2 separate regions of the Homo sapiens genome follow, and region 2 is linked to region 1. Evidence: chromatin loops called from intact Hi-C (ENCODE). Cell type or tissue: GM12878. All regions are shown on one strand. Each heading gives the region's core, and the rest is flanking DNA. Links, peaks and the distances in the headings are about the cores only. Region 1 overlaps TRPM6 (transient receptor potential cation channel subfamily M member 6). Region 2 overlaps NMRK1 (nicotinamide riboside kinase 1).

Region 1 (8,341 bases), core at 334-8,333:
TGCCACTGTTTTATCAACTAGGTTTATGTCATATTCTAAATCCTTTGTTGTCGTTTCTACAATGGTCTATCTTCACCAGTAGATTCCATTTCAATGAACCATTTTCTTTATTCATCCATAAGAAGCACCTCCTCATCTAATCAAGTTTTTTAATGAGATTCAGTCACACCCTTCAAGCTCCAGTTTTAATCGTAGATGTCTTGCTATTTCCAGCACCTTCTACAGTGACTTCCTCCACTGAAGTCTTGAACCCCTCAAAGTCATCCATGAAAGTTGGGATCAGCATCTCTAAAACTCTCATTAATGTTGCATTTTGACCTCCTCCCATGAATCACGAATGTTCTTAATGGCATCTAGAATGGTGAATCCTTTCCAGAAAGTTTTCAGTTTACTTTGTCCAGATCCATCAGAGGAATCACTACCTACAGCAGCTAAAGTCATACCAAATGTATTCCTTAAATAATAAGAGTTGAAGGCCAGGTGCGGTGGCTCACGCCTGTAATCCCAGCACTTTGGGAGGCCGAGGCGGGTGGATCATGAGGTCAGGAGATCGAGACCATCCTGGCTAACGTGGTGAAACCCCGTCTCTACTAAAAAATACAAAAAAAAAAAATTAGCCGGGCATGGTGGCAGGCGCCTGTAATCCCAGCTACTTGGGAGGCTGAGACGGGAAAATGGCATGAACCCAGGAGGTGGAGCTTGCAGTGAGCCGAGATAGTGCCACTGCACTTCAGCCTGGGCGACAAAGCAAGACTCCATCTCAAAAAAAAAAAAAAAAAAAGAGTTGAAATTTAAAGTTATTTCTTGATCCATGGGCTGGGGCTGCAGAATGGATGTTGTGTTAGCAGGCATGAAAACAACATTCATCTCCTTGTAATATTTCCATAAGAGCTCTTGGGTGACCAGGTGTGTGGTCAATGAGCAGAAATATGTTTAAAGGAATCTTTCTTTTTTAAAGCAGTAGATCTCAACAGTGGGCTTAAAATATTCAGTAAACCATACTAAAGACAAATGTACTGAGATTCAGGCTTTGTTGTTCTATTTATAGAGCACAAGTGGAGTACATTTAGCATAATTATTAAGGGACCTAAAATTTTGGCATGGTAAATGAGGGCTGGCTTTAACACAAAGTCACCAGCACAGATACTGATAGACTTGCTCGATCCAAGGTTCCCACAAACCTCCAATTGTCTCCTAACAAGAGAGTCAGCCTGTCCTTTGAAGTTTTGAAGCCAGACATTGACTTCTCTCTAGCTATGAAAGTCTCAGATGGCATCTTCTTCCAACATAAGGCTGTTGGTCTACATTGAAAATCTTTGTTTAGTGTAGGTACCTCATCAATAATCTTAGCTAGATCTTCTAAATAACTTGCTGCAGCTCCTCTGTTAGCATTTATTGCTTCACCCTGAACTTTTATATTACAGAGACTGCTTCTTTCTTTAAACCTCATGAACCAACATCTGCTAGGTTCAAACTTTTCTTTTGAAGCTTTCTCACCTCTCTCAGACTTCATAGAATTGAAAAGAGTTAGGACCTTATTCTGGATTAGTCTTTCATTTAGGGGAATGCTGTGGCTGGTTTGATCTTCCATCCAGACCACTCAAACTTTCTTCATATCAGCAATAAAGTTGTTTCTTTTTTTATCATTTGTGTGTTCACTGGAGTAGCACTTATAATTTCCATCAAGCACCTTTCCTTTGCATTCACAACTTGGCTAACTGTTTGGCACAAGAGGCCTAGCTTTCAACCTATCTCAGCTTTCAACATGCCTTCCTCACTAAGCTTAATTATTTCTAGCTTTTGATTTAAACTGAGATATGCAAGACTCTTTATTTCATTTTGTTTCACTAAGTGGCCATTATAGGATTATTAATTGGCCTAATTTCAACACTGTGGCATCTCAAGGTAGAGGGAGAGAGACAGGATCGGTCAGTGGAATAGTCAGAACATATATAACATTTATCTAATTGGTTTGCCCCATCTTATATGGGTGCAGTTCATGACACTCCAAAACAATTACAATAGTGACATCAAAGATCGCCGATTAAAGATTGTCATAACAGATACAATAATGATAAAATAAAAAAGTTTGAAATATTGCGAGAATTATTAAAATGTGATGCAGAGACAAGAAATGAACATGTGCCACTGGAAAAATGGCACTGACAGACTTGCTTAATGCAAGGTTCCCACAAACCTCCACATTATAAAAAATGCAATATCAGTAAAGCACAATAAAGTAACATACATGAGGTATGCCTGTACTAAAAATCTCTTGCATACTCATGTTCATAGCAGCATTATTCTGAATATCCACAAAGTGGAAGCAACCCAAATGTCCATCGTGGAGAAGTGGACAAACAAAATGTGGTATATAAATACCATGGTATATGATTCAGCCTTAAAAAGGAAGAAAATTCTGACATATGCTATAACATGGAAAAACATTGAAGACATTATGCTAATTAAAAGAAGCCAATCACAAAAAGATAAACAGGCCAAGGGTAGTGGCTCACGCCCGTAATTCCAGCACATTGGGAGGGTGAGGTGGGAGAATCGCTTGAGGCCAAGAGTTCATGACCAGCCTGGGCAACATAGCAAAACCCTGTCTCTACAAAAAAATATAAAAAATTAGCCCTGTGTGGTGGAGCAAGTCTGTAATCTCAGCTACTAGGGAGGCAGGAAAATCACTTGAGCCTGGGAGGCAGAGGCTGCAGTGAGCCGAAATTACATCACTGCACTCCAGCCTGGGCAACAAAGCAAAACTCTGTCTCAAAACAAAACGAAAAGTAAGAATAATTTATCATTTTATGCATTATCTACAACATGTTGAATAAAACTAACAAAAATACAAATGTAGAGGGAAAGAGTTATAATTTAGATGAGTAATAAGAGCCTCTCTGACATTTTGGGATGGATGATTTAAAAAAAATTTACGTAAAAAATAAACAAAAATATCCTCCCTAGGAAATCAATTTGACATCAAGAGAGTTCTTATCTCTTCAAAATGAATATCAAGAAGCAGAGAAAATTTGTCATTTATTATAAATAATTGAGTACAGTTCCTACTGTGACTTTCACCTAACCTTGATTAATCAACAGATAAGTTGATCAGGTAAGTTGATTCTGCTTAGCTGCCTAGATATTAAATTTCTGTTTTCTTTAGATTTCTTGTCAATACAAACAAGTCAATTTATGGCCCAGTACATGAACAGACATTTAAGGCGCAAATTGTTTGCTTCTTTTTTTTCCCTATAATTAAAGCTCATTCTCTTCTTAAAGGGAAATTCATATTTCTACATTTATGTACCTCCTTTGCAAGAACGGCCCTATCATATTATTTTAAAGTTCTTGCTATACCTAATTCTCATTTAAAACAATTATATTGTTTTCTGGTATGAACTTCAGTGACACATTTTATATGAGAATTAGATAGGTATAGCAGGAACTTTAAAAACTGAAAACATTTTTCTTATCGATATTTTAGAATTTTTTTTCTTTTTTTTGTGAAACAGAGTCTCTCTCTCTGTTGCCCAGGCTGGAATGCAGTGTGACATGATCTCTGCTCACTGCCACCTCCACCTCCTGGATTCAAGCAATTCTCCTGCCTCAGCCTCCCAAGTAGCTGGGATTACAGGGGTGTGTCACCACGCCTGGATAACTTGTTTGTATTTTTAGTAGAGACAGGGTTTCACCATGTTGCCCAGGCTGGCCTTGAACTGCTGACCTCAGGTGATCCACCCACTTCGGCCTTCCAACGTGCTGGGATTACAGTCGTGAGCCACTGCTCCCGGCTATTTTACAATATTTTTCTAAAAAGCACACTTTTAAGAAATTATCTTCATCTATTAAAATCTTCAGACTTGGGTTTGTTTACACGTTCCAAAAAGCCTAGTCATCAGTCCTATGAGTCTACAAACCACACATGGCTCCATGCACTAATCCACCATGACATTATTCCTTTGCTACCTTGAGTACACAGACGAGGTGTTCTGCAAGCCAACAATGGTCTTTTCACAATTAGGTGCTGCTATTCACACACCATCAAGTTTTAACTGAAAATGGCTGACAATGTCAAGTACTAGCAAGGACACATTTCCTTTGTAAAAAAATTTTTTTAAATTATTATAACATTCTCACTTTTTAAAATTTTCACTGTTTAGTTTGAGATAAGGTCTTACTCTGTCACCCAGGCTGGAGTGCAGTGGTGTGACCATGGCTCACTGCAGCCTCAACTTCCCGTGCTCAATCAATTCTCCCACCTCAGCCTCCCATGCAGCTGGAATTACAGGCAACGACTATCACGTCCGGCTAATTTGGGGTTTTGCCATGTTGCCCAAGCTGATCTTGAACTCCTGGGCTCCAACAATCCTTCTCCCTCAGTCTCCCAAAGTGCTGGGATTTTTAATCATTATTTTAAGATGTTAATTTGCATTCAATATTGTCAAAGGCAGGCTGCTCTGATGGTAGTAGGTTATCAGAACTTACTAACATTAGTGTCACTAAAGTTGGTATACAACCCCCCACTGCTAAATTTGACTGGCTTTAATATATATATAGTCATATATATAGTCATATGTATAGTCATATACAGTCATATATATAGTCATATATATAGTCATATATAGTCAAAGTCATATATATATAGTCATATATAGTCAAAGACAAAGTATACTCTAAACCATTGTCATTCTTGATTTTAAGACCCATAAGTAACTTTGTGTCTCTGATTAAAGTTATGAAGCCTACACTCAGGAATTCTGAAAAATAGATAAATAATGAAGTTATGAAGCCCGTCTCAAGAAAAAATATATATGTAGCAGTAGTTCTCCCTTACCTTCAGGGCATATGTTCCAAGACCTCCAGCGGGTGCCCAAAACCGCAGATAGTACCAAACCTAATTGCTGTCAATCAGAACAGGTTTCTGTTCATGTCTTCCACCCACAAATGCAACGACTGTTTCATTTTAACTAAGCATTTATCAAAATTATGGCCCTGTGGCCATAATTTTGCAACTGAAGGTACAGCAGTAAAACTGGCATGAATTTCTTTTTCTTTCTTCGCAATTTCATGGATAGAAGATGGATTTGTACCACAGATCTTAGCAACCTCAGCTAACTTTTATTCTTAGCTTATTAAGCTGAGAACTTTCACCTTTTCACTTAAAGAAAGCACTTTATGGCTCTTTGGCATGTCCAAATTGCCTGCATCACTACTCTTGCACTTTGGAGCCATTATGAAGGGTTACTTGGATTCAAGTACTGCAATACCAAGACAGTCAATCAGATAACCCTGACAGCTACTAAGCCACTAACGGGTGGGGAGCGTCTGTAGCATGGCTAGGCTGGACAAAGGAATGATTCGTGTCCTAGGTTGGACAAAGCAAATGGCAAGAGATTTTATCATGCCACTCTGAATGGCACGCAATTTTAAACCCATAAATTGCTTTTTTTCTGGGATTTTCTATTTAATCTTTTTGGCCCATGAGAAACTGAAACAATGGAAGGTAAAATGGCAGAAAAGGTGGGACTACTCCTTCCAAATTTCTAAACCTTCTTTAATTAAAAATTGCATCCTGGTCCACAGTTTTCCTCAACTGCCCTGCCTCCAGCTAGATAGTAATGCCTGCAATGCCCCGCCTGAAAGAGTCAATATTCTTCTTGACAGCTTTTCATTCTAAATTTCTGTGTCTATATTCTGATGCACAATTAATTCCATGGACTACGTAAGGTGCAGTATACATTAGTAAATGTTATATTTAACTTCTATATATCTGCTTATCTGATGACAAATACATACAGTGAGAAGAAAAAAACGTAAAGAAATCTAGACAGGGCCAGAGCTCAATTTCCAAAATGTTCCAAAGAGACAATAGAGACAAATACATTTGAGTACATGGTGGAGAAATGTGGCTAGCTGTTATGGACTGAATTGTTTTCTGACAAAATTCATATGCTGAAGCTCTGACCCCTAATGTGACTGCATTAATTACCTCCTTAAAGTTTAGTTAAATTCAGCAGGGCACGGTGTCTCACGCCTTTCATCCCAGCACTTCGGGAGGCCGAGGTGGGCAGATCACCTGAGGTCAGGAGTTCGAGACCAACCTGGCCAACATGGCGAAACCTCATCTCTACTAAAAATACAAAAAATTAGCCAGGTGTGGTGGCAGGTGCCTGTAATCCCAGCTACTCGGGAGGCTAACACAGGAGAATCGCTTGAACCCAGGAGGCGGAGGTTGCAGTGAACTGAGATTGCACCATTGCACTCCAGCCTGGGAAATAAGAGTGAAACTTCATCTCAAAAAAAAAAAAAAAAAAAAGTTAAGTTAAATTAAGTCATAAGGATGAAGGATTAATTTGATAGAAATGATGTCCTTAGAAGAAGGAGAGATCCCCAGGATGTGTGCACACAGAGAAAAACCATCTGAAGACACAATAAGAAGGTGGCCATCTGCAAGCCAAGGAGAGATCACAAGAGAAACCAACCCTGCAAACAACTTGGTCTTGGATTTCTGACCTCCAGAACTGTGAAAAGTTCATTTCTGTTGTTTAAGCCACCCAGTTTGTGGTATTTTGTTATGGTAGCTCTAGGTGACTAAAATCCTGGCTATAGAACAGTGGATTGTACCTGACAAGCAGGGGAACCAAAAACAAGAGCTGAAGTGCAGGCAGCCTAGGCCATAAACAGGAAGCATCTAGGAAGCGATGTGTCCTGGAGCAAAAGCACTGGACCAGGAGATGGCCAACGTCATGCAAATCTCTACTCTCCCAAAGCCTCTATTTCTTCAACTGCAGTAATGTAAGGATTGGTTGGACAAGGTGGTCTCTAATGCCTTCCATTTCCTTTCATTGTGTAACTGAGAACCTGTAGCAATGCTCAGTGTTGCAGGACCCTGCTCTGAAAGAGGTGATCAGTGGGCTAAGGATACTTATTGTGCATCTGCTGTATTGAGCAGCATATGAAGTAGCACATGGTGAGAAGTTACAGGGGAAACAGAAGTGTCTACAACTTACAATCTCTTCAGAGAACTAGAACAGGGCTGGGCGCAGTGGCTCACGCCTGTAATGCCAGCACTTTGGGAGGCCAAGGCGGGCGGATCACTTGAGGTCAGGCATTCAAGACCAGCCTGGCCAACATGGTAAAACCCCATCTCTACTAAAAATACAAAAATCAGCTGAGCGTGGTGGCACGTGCCTGTAATCTCAGTTACTCAGGAGGCTGAAGCACGAGAATCGCTTGAACCCGGGAAGTGGAAGTTATAGTGAGGCGAGATTGGGCCATTGCGCTCCAGCCTGGGCGACAGAGGGAGACTCTGTCTCAAAAAAAAAGATAACCAGAACAAGCGCAGGTGATGAAAACTTCTGTGTATGTAAAAACCAACGTAAGGCCGGGCGCGGTGGCTCACGCCTGTATTCCCACCACTTTGGGAGGCTGAGGTGGGTGGATCACATGAGGTCGGGAGTTCAAGACCAGCCTGGCCAACATGGTGAAACCCTGTCTCCACTAAAAATACAAAAATTATCCAGGTGTGGTGGCAAGTGCCTGTAATCCCAGCTTCTCGGGAGGCTGAGGAAGGAGAATTGCTTGAACCTAGAAGGCAGAGGTTACTGTGAGCCGAGATCACACCATTGCACTTCACCCTGGGTAACAAGAGCAAAACTTCGTCTCAAAAAAAAACAAAAAAACAAACAAAAAAAAGGCAAAGTAAGAATATTGGGGTTCCATATGGAAAGGTTCTTAATGTAAAGGGAGGCACAGTAATCCCAAATGTACCGAATATACATAATCAGGATCTACTAGTTAGAATGGTGTCATCTGATCATCTTTTGGAACAAGGGTCACCCTTCAAAATGAAGCAGCATCTATTCAAACACAAGACAAATAATGATTCATCTGCCTGGCTTTTTCTACACAAAACATAAATTGAGGTAACCTCATCTGGAGAGATAACTCATTATGCTTTTATAAGGCAGTTCTTTAGTGCAAACCAACGTTCAGCTTAAGTATATTTCTATTCTGATTATCTATTTGATTTGAGTTGACATTTTATTCTTTTTTTTTCTAGTTCATTAAATTGTAGCAAGGTCCCATAGAAGAAACAGACCTCCAAAATTAAAAAATATATATTCATGTTTGTCTCTTTAATTACAACTTTTGAAGTCTCAAAGAACATATCACTAACAAGTACTAAAAGCTCACTTTATATAAATGTCAATTCCAGGAGGGGGGTTAAAAAAAATGTCAATTCCCTCTCAAATTGTTTTATAAATTCAGTAAAATACCCATCACTCAGAGCATTTCACAGCCATGTTAGAAACAAAGAATAAAATAAATTTAAAAA
Region 2 (8,341 bases), core at 108-8,107, 230 kb after region 1:
TAATGTTATGGTATTAGGTAGATAAAAATTTTAGGTTGTTTTATCTTCCTGTCGAAGTAACTCATTTCTCTCTCTCTCAGTAATACTCAGCCTTAAAGTTTACTTCGTTTGGTATTAGTATAGTTGCTAGAGTTATAACAGTTCTTTCAGTAGGTGTTTCCATCATGGATCTTTTTCTAGCCTTTTACGGCCTATATTTCTATGTCCTTATACATATCCTTTTTCTTTTTTTTCTTTTTTGAGACAGAGTCTCGCTCTGTTGCCCAGACTGGAGTGCAGTGGCACAACCTTGGCTCACTGCAACCTCAGCCTCCCAGGTTCAAGTGATTCTCCCGCTTCGGCTTCCTGAGTAGCTGGGACTATAGGCGTGAGTTACCGCACCTGGCCATTAAGTCTTTCTCTTTTAAGGAGCTTATTGTTGGCTTAAAAAAAAAAATACCAGTCTGACAATTTTTGGAGTATTTTAGTTCCTTTCACTTAATGTGGCTACTGGTATATTTGGGCTTAAATCTATCATCTTACTATTATTTTCTATTTTTCCACCATCTTTTGATTTATTTATTTATTTTTTTGAGACAGTCTCACTCTGTCACCTAAGCTGGAGTGCAGTGGCATATCTCGGCTCACTATAGCCTTTGCCTCCCGGGCTCAAGTGAGCCTCTCGCCTCAGTCTCCTTGGTAGCTGGGACCACAGGTGCGCACCACCACACCTGGCTAATTTTTGTATTTTTTGTAGAGACAGGGTTTTGCCATGTTGCTCAGGCTGGTCTTGAACCCCTTGGACTCAAGTAATCTACCCACCTTGGCCTCCCAAAGAGCTGGGCTTACAGGTGTGAGCCACCACACCCGGCCATCCCTTGATTTTTAATTTTTGTTTTGACTTCTTTCATATTAATCAACTATATTCCATTGAAAATGAATTATTTCCTCTACAAACTTGGTAGTTCCACATTTTAAAACTATCCTGTTTGTGCTCAGAAAGCCTTGACTAGTACTTTGATTTACCTTAAATTTGTACATTTACCTAAAATGTTCAAGTTTTTCCTTAAGATAGATTCCTGATGTGAGATGCTTGAAGTCATGGCATGAACATGCTAAGTTTGGGACACATGCTCAACCTCCTTTCCAGAAAGACTGTACCAATTTATCTATATACTTCCATCTAAAGTATATTAGGGCCTTTGTTTTACTGAGCCCATGCTATCACTGGCTAATTATCATTGCTTTAAACATCTTCGTTTACTTGGTAAGTGGGAAAAAAAGTAACTTGCAGTTCTTTAAGGTTGACTTTTATTGTACATTTATTAATCCAATAACTGACTGCTTCTATGAAGAGCTTATTCACATCCTTAGGCCCTTTTCCTACTGGGATATTAGTTTTTCTTATCAGTTTGTAAGAATTCATTAAAAATTAGAAATAGTAATTCTTTTCCAATTGTTGAAAACTGTTTTTCCTTGTTTTTCACCCTTACTTTGTAATGATTTTTCTCACTAACCTCTGGACGAGAGGAAGAGAAGAAAAAAAAAATGATCCTGGCTGCAACTCAAGATGCAAGAACAGAGAGTGAGTCAAGAATTTTGCCTCTCATAAAACTATTATGTGTCTGTAAGAACTGATTGATAACACTTTTCCTAAAAGGTTATCAGTTAAAAATAGAGAACATTATGACTTTTTAAAGAGAGCTCCCTCTGTCACTAGTTTGTGTAAGTATTCAATGATCATCTTTTTAATTATAAAAGTTAATAAGATAATCAAATATTAAACTGCCTATTAGCATGATATTCTCTACAAAAAATGTTTTATGATAGGCTGTAATCCTTTGGCTTCAAAACTGTGAGCTTGGAGTAAGGAATGAGGAGAATCCATCTAAAATATATTCACAAACCTTTCTGAACAGAGAAAAAAACAAAACCAAACCACAGTGGCCTAGTACTTTGGCCACCAAGAAGGAAAGCTGAAAGAATGAGAGAATATAGTTTGCTCCAGGCAAAATTCTCTCATGGGTGGTTGAGGGTGGCCAATGTAGCTACTTATACATCTTCAGAACAGGAATGGGCAGAGGGACAGCAAGCCTAACTTGCTTCAGAAGAAAACCCTGTGATTCCATGTGGAGAAAGGGGAACCATCATATACTATTGGAAGGAATGTAAATTAGTACAGCCACTATGGAGAAGTACAGAGATTCCTCAAAAAATTAAAAATAGAACTACCTCATGATCCAGCAATTCTATTACCAGGTATATATCCAAAATAAAAGAAATCAATATATCCAAGAAATAGCTGCACTCCCATGTTTATTGCAGCACTATTCACAAATAGCCAGAATATGAAATGAACCTAAATACCCATCGATGAATAAATGAACAAAGAAAGTATGGTGTGTATATGTAATGGAATATCATGCAGCCTTAAAAAGAATGAAGTCCTGTCATTTGCAGCAACATGGATGGAACGGGAGGCCATTATGTTAAATGAAATAAGTCAGGCATAGAAAGACAAATATCCCATGTCCTCATGCATATGTGGGAGCTAAAACAAGTGGATTTCATGAAGATAGAGAGTAGACTGGTGGTTACCAGAGACCCGGAAGGGGAGGCAGGTGGGGGGGAATGAAGGGAGAAAAAAAAGTATTTATTACAAATGAACTGTACACTTAAGATTGGTAAAGATAGTAAATTATATAGGCATATTTTACCTCAATGAAAAAGAAGAAAAATCTATCATTTCAGTGTTTTCAGTTTTATTATTTCATTTTAAAAAATATATATTTTTGAGACAGGGTCTCACTCTGTCACCCAGGGTGGAGTACAGTGGTGCGATCTCGGTTCACTGCAGACTCAGTGTCCTGGGCAAAGTGATCCTCCCACCTTAGCCTCCAAAGGAGCTGTGACTACAGGCATGCACCACCACACCTGGCTAATTTTTGTATTTTTTTGGGTAGAGATGGAATCTCCCTATGTTGCTCAGGCTGGTCTGAAACTCCTGAGCTTAAGTGATCTGCCTGCCTCGGCCTTCCAAAAGTGCTGGCATTACAGGTGTAAGCCTCCAAGCCTGGCCCCAGTGTTTTCAGTTTTAAATATAAAACTGGAAAAAGGTTTTAACTTATTTAAATAGTTCAACATAAATCAGAAACCTACAAATGCAGGCTTAAAGTACAACAATATATTTAAACACATTTTAAGACTGCCTTCACAGATATAGTGAAGTTCTTTTTTTAAATTTTTGTTCCACAGAACCATCAACTTCAACATAGTGAAGTTCTTTGGGTTTGAAAAAGAAAATGAACATAAGCATATAATATTTGACAAGTAAATCTACTTACCATCGTACTGCAAAAATCCATTTTTATCTGTCTCTATCTCAGACTCTGGCTGGAAAAATAATAAAGTACCCATCAAAACAGTGTGTAGGAAAGAAATAATACAATTATAGACTAAAAAGGAGAGAAGTCTTTAATAAATGCTTTGGATGATCAAAGAAAGATCAGCACTGATAGACAGTGCCATCTAGTGGATAAGTAACACCATTGCACTGAGCCTAATTTCAATACAAAACGTAAATCTCTAGCCAAAGACTTCTTGGATGTAATTCAATTAACGTGGTGGTTAAACATTTTTGTATTAAATAAATAATTTAAGAAGTTTTATAGATACCTTGAAGAAATCATCCTGAGATATGACACTGCAATTTGGGAGGTGTTTCTGCAAATTCTTAGCCAGTGTTGTTTTGCCACTGTTTGTCACACTGAAGCAAAGAAAAAAGAAAGTACCAAGAAGGAAAATGCATTAAAAATCATTAAACACTTTTTTTTTTTTGAGAGACAGGGTCTCGCTGTGTCACCAAGGCTGGAGTGCAGTGGTGCAATCTTGGCTCACTGCAACCTCCGATTCATGGGTTCAAGTGATTCTCCTGCCTCAGCCTCCCGAGGAGCTGGGATTACAGGTGCCCGCCACCATGCCCGGCTAATTTCTGTATTTTTAGTAGAGATGGGGTTTCGCCATGTTAGACAGGCTGGTCTGAAACTCCTGACCTCAGATGATCCACCTGCCTTGGCCTCCCAAAGTGCTTGGACGTGAGCCACCAGGCCTGGCCCAAAATTAAACACTTTAAAATAATTTTTTAAGAGGGTATTTAAAGCAATATTTACTATTTAAGAAAAAAATGATTTCTTTCATAGATAGTGCCTTAAACCACAGGCACTGGTAGATCTGATGTACTTAATAATAAGAAATAAGCTGGGAAAGATGAAGGAGAAAGGTAACTACCAAGTAAGGGAACTGAGTAACACTAACACTTAAAAATACAGACACTGTGTTGGAAGCAAAATTTTTTTTGCCTATGTCAAAATATTCACATGGTTCATATGCAACACAGAGAATATGAGTAGCACATTTTAGTGCAAGTGTATAAAACTGCATATGGTCACTGTGATTTTGCCTCAAGGCACAGTGGAAAAAACAGAGGAGTGGCTTATTACAAGCCCACCTACCATGAAATCACATTTCCTCTGCGATGCCTCCTTTTCCCCATCTCTCTCCACCTGGGGGCCAGCTGGGAGGTCTGCTGTAGCTTATCACAACAGGCCAGTTATTTGTCTCTTCTGACCGGACTGTGAAGTCCAGGAGAAGGGGCACTGAGTTACTCCTCTTTAGATCTAGTTTTGCAGCATCGAGGAGATCACACGGGAGGGAGGCACTTCTCGATTCAGTCATTTATTGAAAGCGTGTTTTAACCTGGGGCTCATGTCTGTGAACATAAGTCAGGGCATCTGTGAACTTGAATGAGAAAAAAATTATACCTTTATTTTCATTGAATTCTGACAGAAATTTAGCATCTCCTTTAATTATAAATGTAAGTGATATAAGTACCTCTGACATTCACCAAGAGAAATCACAGATGTTTTCATATTATGTTGCAGTTGGGGTGGATATCTTGAAGTATCATCGATGTTCATTATTGTTTCTGATTTATGGCATTGTTTAGACCCACTTCTGGCTATTGTTATTTAATATATTAACATAGAAGAGTATATATCACAATATCACAAATTTGTTTTTAAAAATATTTTTATAACTATATTTCAATATAACCAATTTCTTTTGTATTCCTGCATTTTATTTTGTACACTTAAAACTATTACTCTGAGGTCAAGATTTCACCATACCACCAAAATGTTCACAGCACAAAAACCTCCTGACTACACATCTATTTGTAAGAAACTTTGCTTAATCCCAGATGAGATCAATCCACAAATACTTATAATCTAGAAAAGGGAAAATGAACTAATATCCATTCATCAAAATGGCTTGTATATAACTCAATTACTACCTTATACCTCAAGGTAGAAGGAACCTGATTCACAAGATTTCTCATGTAACCTTACGATATACAATTGGGTAGGATATGGGCCATCTCTTTGAAAACGATGAAAAGTGAGTGGGTGCTACCCTATGTATCAAGAACATATTATGACTTTTCCCCTTCTTTAACAAAAATGTCTGTAAACCATACCAAATGTCCATAGTTTAGGTATTAAGTTTTGGTTTAAATGAGATAGTGAACAGGGGTGACTTTATTACAATATGAACAATCTGGCTAGAAAAATCTGTCATTTTTTAGACTTATCTCTGTTAAGATCACGCAGTCAAACCAACAGTAGTAATTAGATCCTTTCTCACTGACTTAGCTAAAGCTAATGAGAAATACACACCCCATTTTTGCACAAGCCTTGGAGGAGACAGATCGGCTAGAAGACAGTCTGAGATATGGAGAGGAGAGGGGAGAAAAAGTATTTAAACAAGCCTGCACCTAAGATCCACACTCAGACTGCAGACATCCTGGTCAGGTGACAGCTCAGGCCACCCAAAACATGGCGGAAAGGAATAGGAACCTTCCTTGGGGAAGGGAATAGGATGGGGGAAAGGGATAGGAATGGGGGAATAGGATGGGGTAAAGGAATAGGAAGGCCACCCAAAACATGTGGGAAAGGAATAGGAACATTTTCCTATGGCACGCCCACAACCACCACGTGTAGCTTGCGTGTGCTACCCAACCTGAGGAGAAGCGTGCCCAGCATGCATTCTGTCCTAGGATCTGAGGAAGGAAAAAGGGTGACTACTTGGTGCCACTCCCTTCTTTGCTCACAACACCCAAATAAATGCACAACTCCTGGCCCATTTATTTTTTATGTGCCAGGTAACAAGAGGGCTCATTGTATTTGGACATAACAGTGGGCTGGGGAGAAGTTAAAAGGCTGTCTGTAATTACTCAAACACGTGGAGAATACATTCTGCAACAGGTAGATGTTAATATTCCAATTTTCCAGTTGAGGAAACTAAGGATTGAGAAGTTGTATACTAATAAAACTAGTCCATGTTAAGTAATGGAGATGGGAAAGTCTAATGCCAGGATGGATTTAAACTTTTTTATGTTGTGGGACTCTGAGAGAATCCCATGAAGGTTATCATCTCTTTCCCCAGTGACTGAGTTTGGATGTTTGTCCCCTCCAGATCTCATATTGAAATGTGATCCCTGGCCGGGTACGGTGACTCACACCTGTAATCCCAGTACTTTGGGAGGTCGAGGTGGGTGGATCACCTGAGGTCAGGAGTTCAAGACCAGCCTGGTCAACATGGTGAAACCCCACCTCTATTAAAAATACAAAAATTAGCTGGGCGTGGTGGTGCATGCCTGTAGTCCCAGCAACTTGGGAGGCTGAGGCAGGAGAATCGCTTGAACCCAGGAGGCGGAGGCTGCAGTGAGCCGAGATTGCACCACTGCACTCCAGCCTGGGCGAGCAAGACTCTGTCTCAAAAAAGAAATGTGATCCCCAAGCTGGAGGTGGGGCCTGCTGGCAGGTGTTTGGCTCATGAGGGCAGATCGCTCATGAAGGGTTTGGTGCCATCCCCATGGTAATGAGTGAGTTTTTGCTCTGTTGGTTCACGTGAGAGCTGGTTGTTTAAAAAGTCTGAAACCTCCCTCTCACTCTCTCTTGCTCCTTCTTCCGCCATGTGACATGCTGGATCCCCTTCATCTTCCACCATGACTGTAAGCTTCCTGAGGCCCTCATCAGAAGCACATATCACCACCATGTTTCTTGTAGAGCCTGCAGAACAGTGAGCCAAATAAACCTCCTTTTCTTTATAAATTACTAAGCTTCAGGCATTCCTTTATAGCAAGACAAATGGACTAACACACCCAGAAAAATGACTGTCTTTACATTTGTGTTAAATTTCCAGGAAGTTCATGGATGCCCCCTGAATTCCTTCAGAACCCCTGTTATTTGCAATTGAATAATTACTAAGTTATTACTTCCCTATGAAGTAATTATTCGATTGAGGCTTATTGGACAATTACTTCCTAGGGAAGCAAGTGGCTAAGTTCATAAGATGCAAGGCAGGAACAAAAGTCGCCTTAACTGAATCCGGCATGGGCTTCACAGGTGCAGCAGCACTAAAATGAAACTGAGGCACTTGGCCAGGAGCAGTGGCTCATCCTTGTAATCCCAGCACTTTGGGAGGCCCAGATGGGAAGATTGTTTGAGGTCAGGAGTTCAAGACCAACCTGGATAACATAGTGAGACCCTGTTTCTTAAAAGAAAAAAATTAGAAATCATGGCACTTGCTAAATAAAAGATAGTGGAAAGAAGGCTTTCTTAGGGAGTTATGGATAGTACCTAGTACACAGGACAAGACAGAAGGTAGGTTTCTAGGTATACGGCCCTGTATTGGGACATTGAGAAGAGGGAAATCTTATTTACAGAGATGCCAGATGAAGGCTGGATTGGATCCTGTAGTGGACTTTGTAGTTGCCTCTCCAGGTTCCATGTCTGTTTTCTAGGTCCGGTTGGGACTGCTCCCACTCTCAATTCCAGAACAGAACCCACTGACCTAAACCAATCAGTGTAATCCCACCTCTTTTACCATGGTGGCTGAGTGTATGTGGACCAGGCTTATCCAGCAAAGGGAGACCTATGACCTAGGGGAAGAGAAGCATTTCCCCTTCTGCCCAGTGACAGGCTATGAAGAAACAAGTCACAGGGCTCCTAGTAGATCTTTGTGACCAAAAGGATAAGCCAATTCTAAGATGAACCCAAATGAAAGACACATAAAAGAGAGAAAAACTGCCTTTGGTGATACCACTGAGCTCCTGTATCAAATTTTTCCCGCAGCCTGCTACCCCTGAGGCTAATACATTTCCTTTATTACTTACAGATGGCCTTCATACATCATGATATTCAGATTTAATTCTCAATAACTCGGAACCACTGAATATCATTCATCAGGCAGATAATCAAAATGTTCTGTATGAAGATTAAACTGATAGAGGTGTGTAGGAAAG

What was found. Hi-C counts contacts between places; a loop is a spot of excess contacts. Peaks named below come from ENCODE experiments on the same cell type or tissue, not always from the same donor. Only the 100,000 strongest peaks of a DNase experiment are listed, where the experiment ranks them.
Region 2: a loop joins it to region 1, with 3 times the contacts of the local background. A loop is called at or near these places in 1 of 110 quality-filtered maps.

The regions. Positions count from the first base shown.
Region 1 is chr9:74,843,053-74,851,393 of GRCh38, forward strand. The region is part of intron 3 of TRPM6 (transient receptor potential cation channel subfamily M member 6); the gene reads right to left. It also overlaps the pseudogene RNY4P1. Among named protein-coding and RNA genes, the nearest start is that of TRPM6, 41 kb to the right of the region's middle. In GM12878, for the core only: no CTCF peak of the experiment used is centred there; a DNase peak (open chromatin) is centred at 4,980.
Region 2 is chr9:75,073,836-75,082,176 of GRCh38, forward strand. It overlaps NMRK1 (nicotinamide riboside kinase 1), which reads right to left. Exons shown (of 9, transcript NM_017881.3): 3 at 3,655-3,745; 4 at 3,324-3,372. Among named protein-coding and RNA genes, the nearest start is that of NMRK1, 10 kb to the right of the region's middle. In GM12878, for the core only: a CTCF peak has its summit at 3,515 (motif pointing left); no DNase peak of the experiment used is centred there.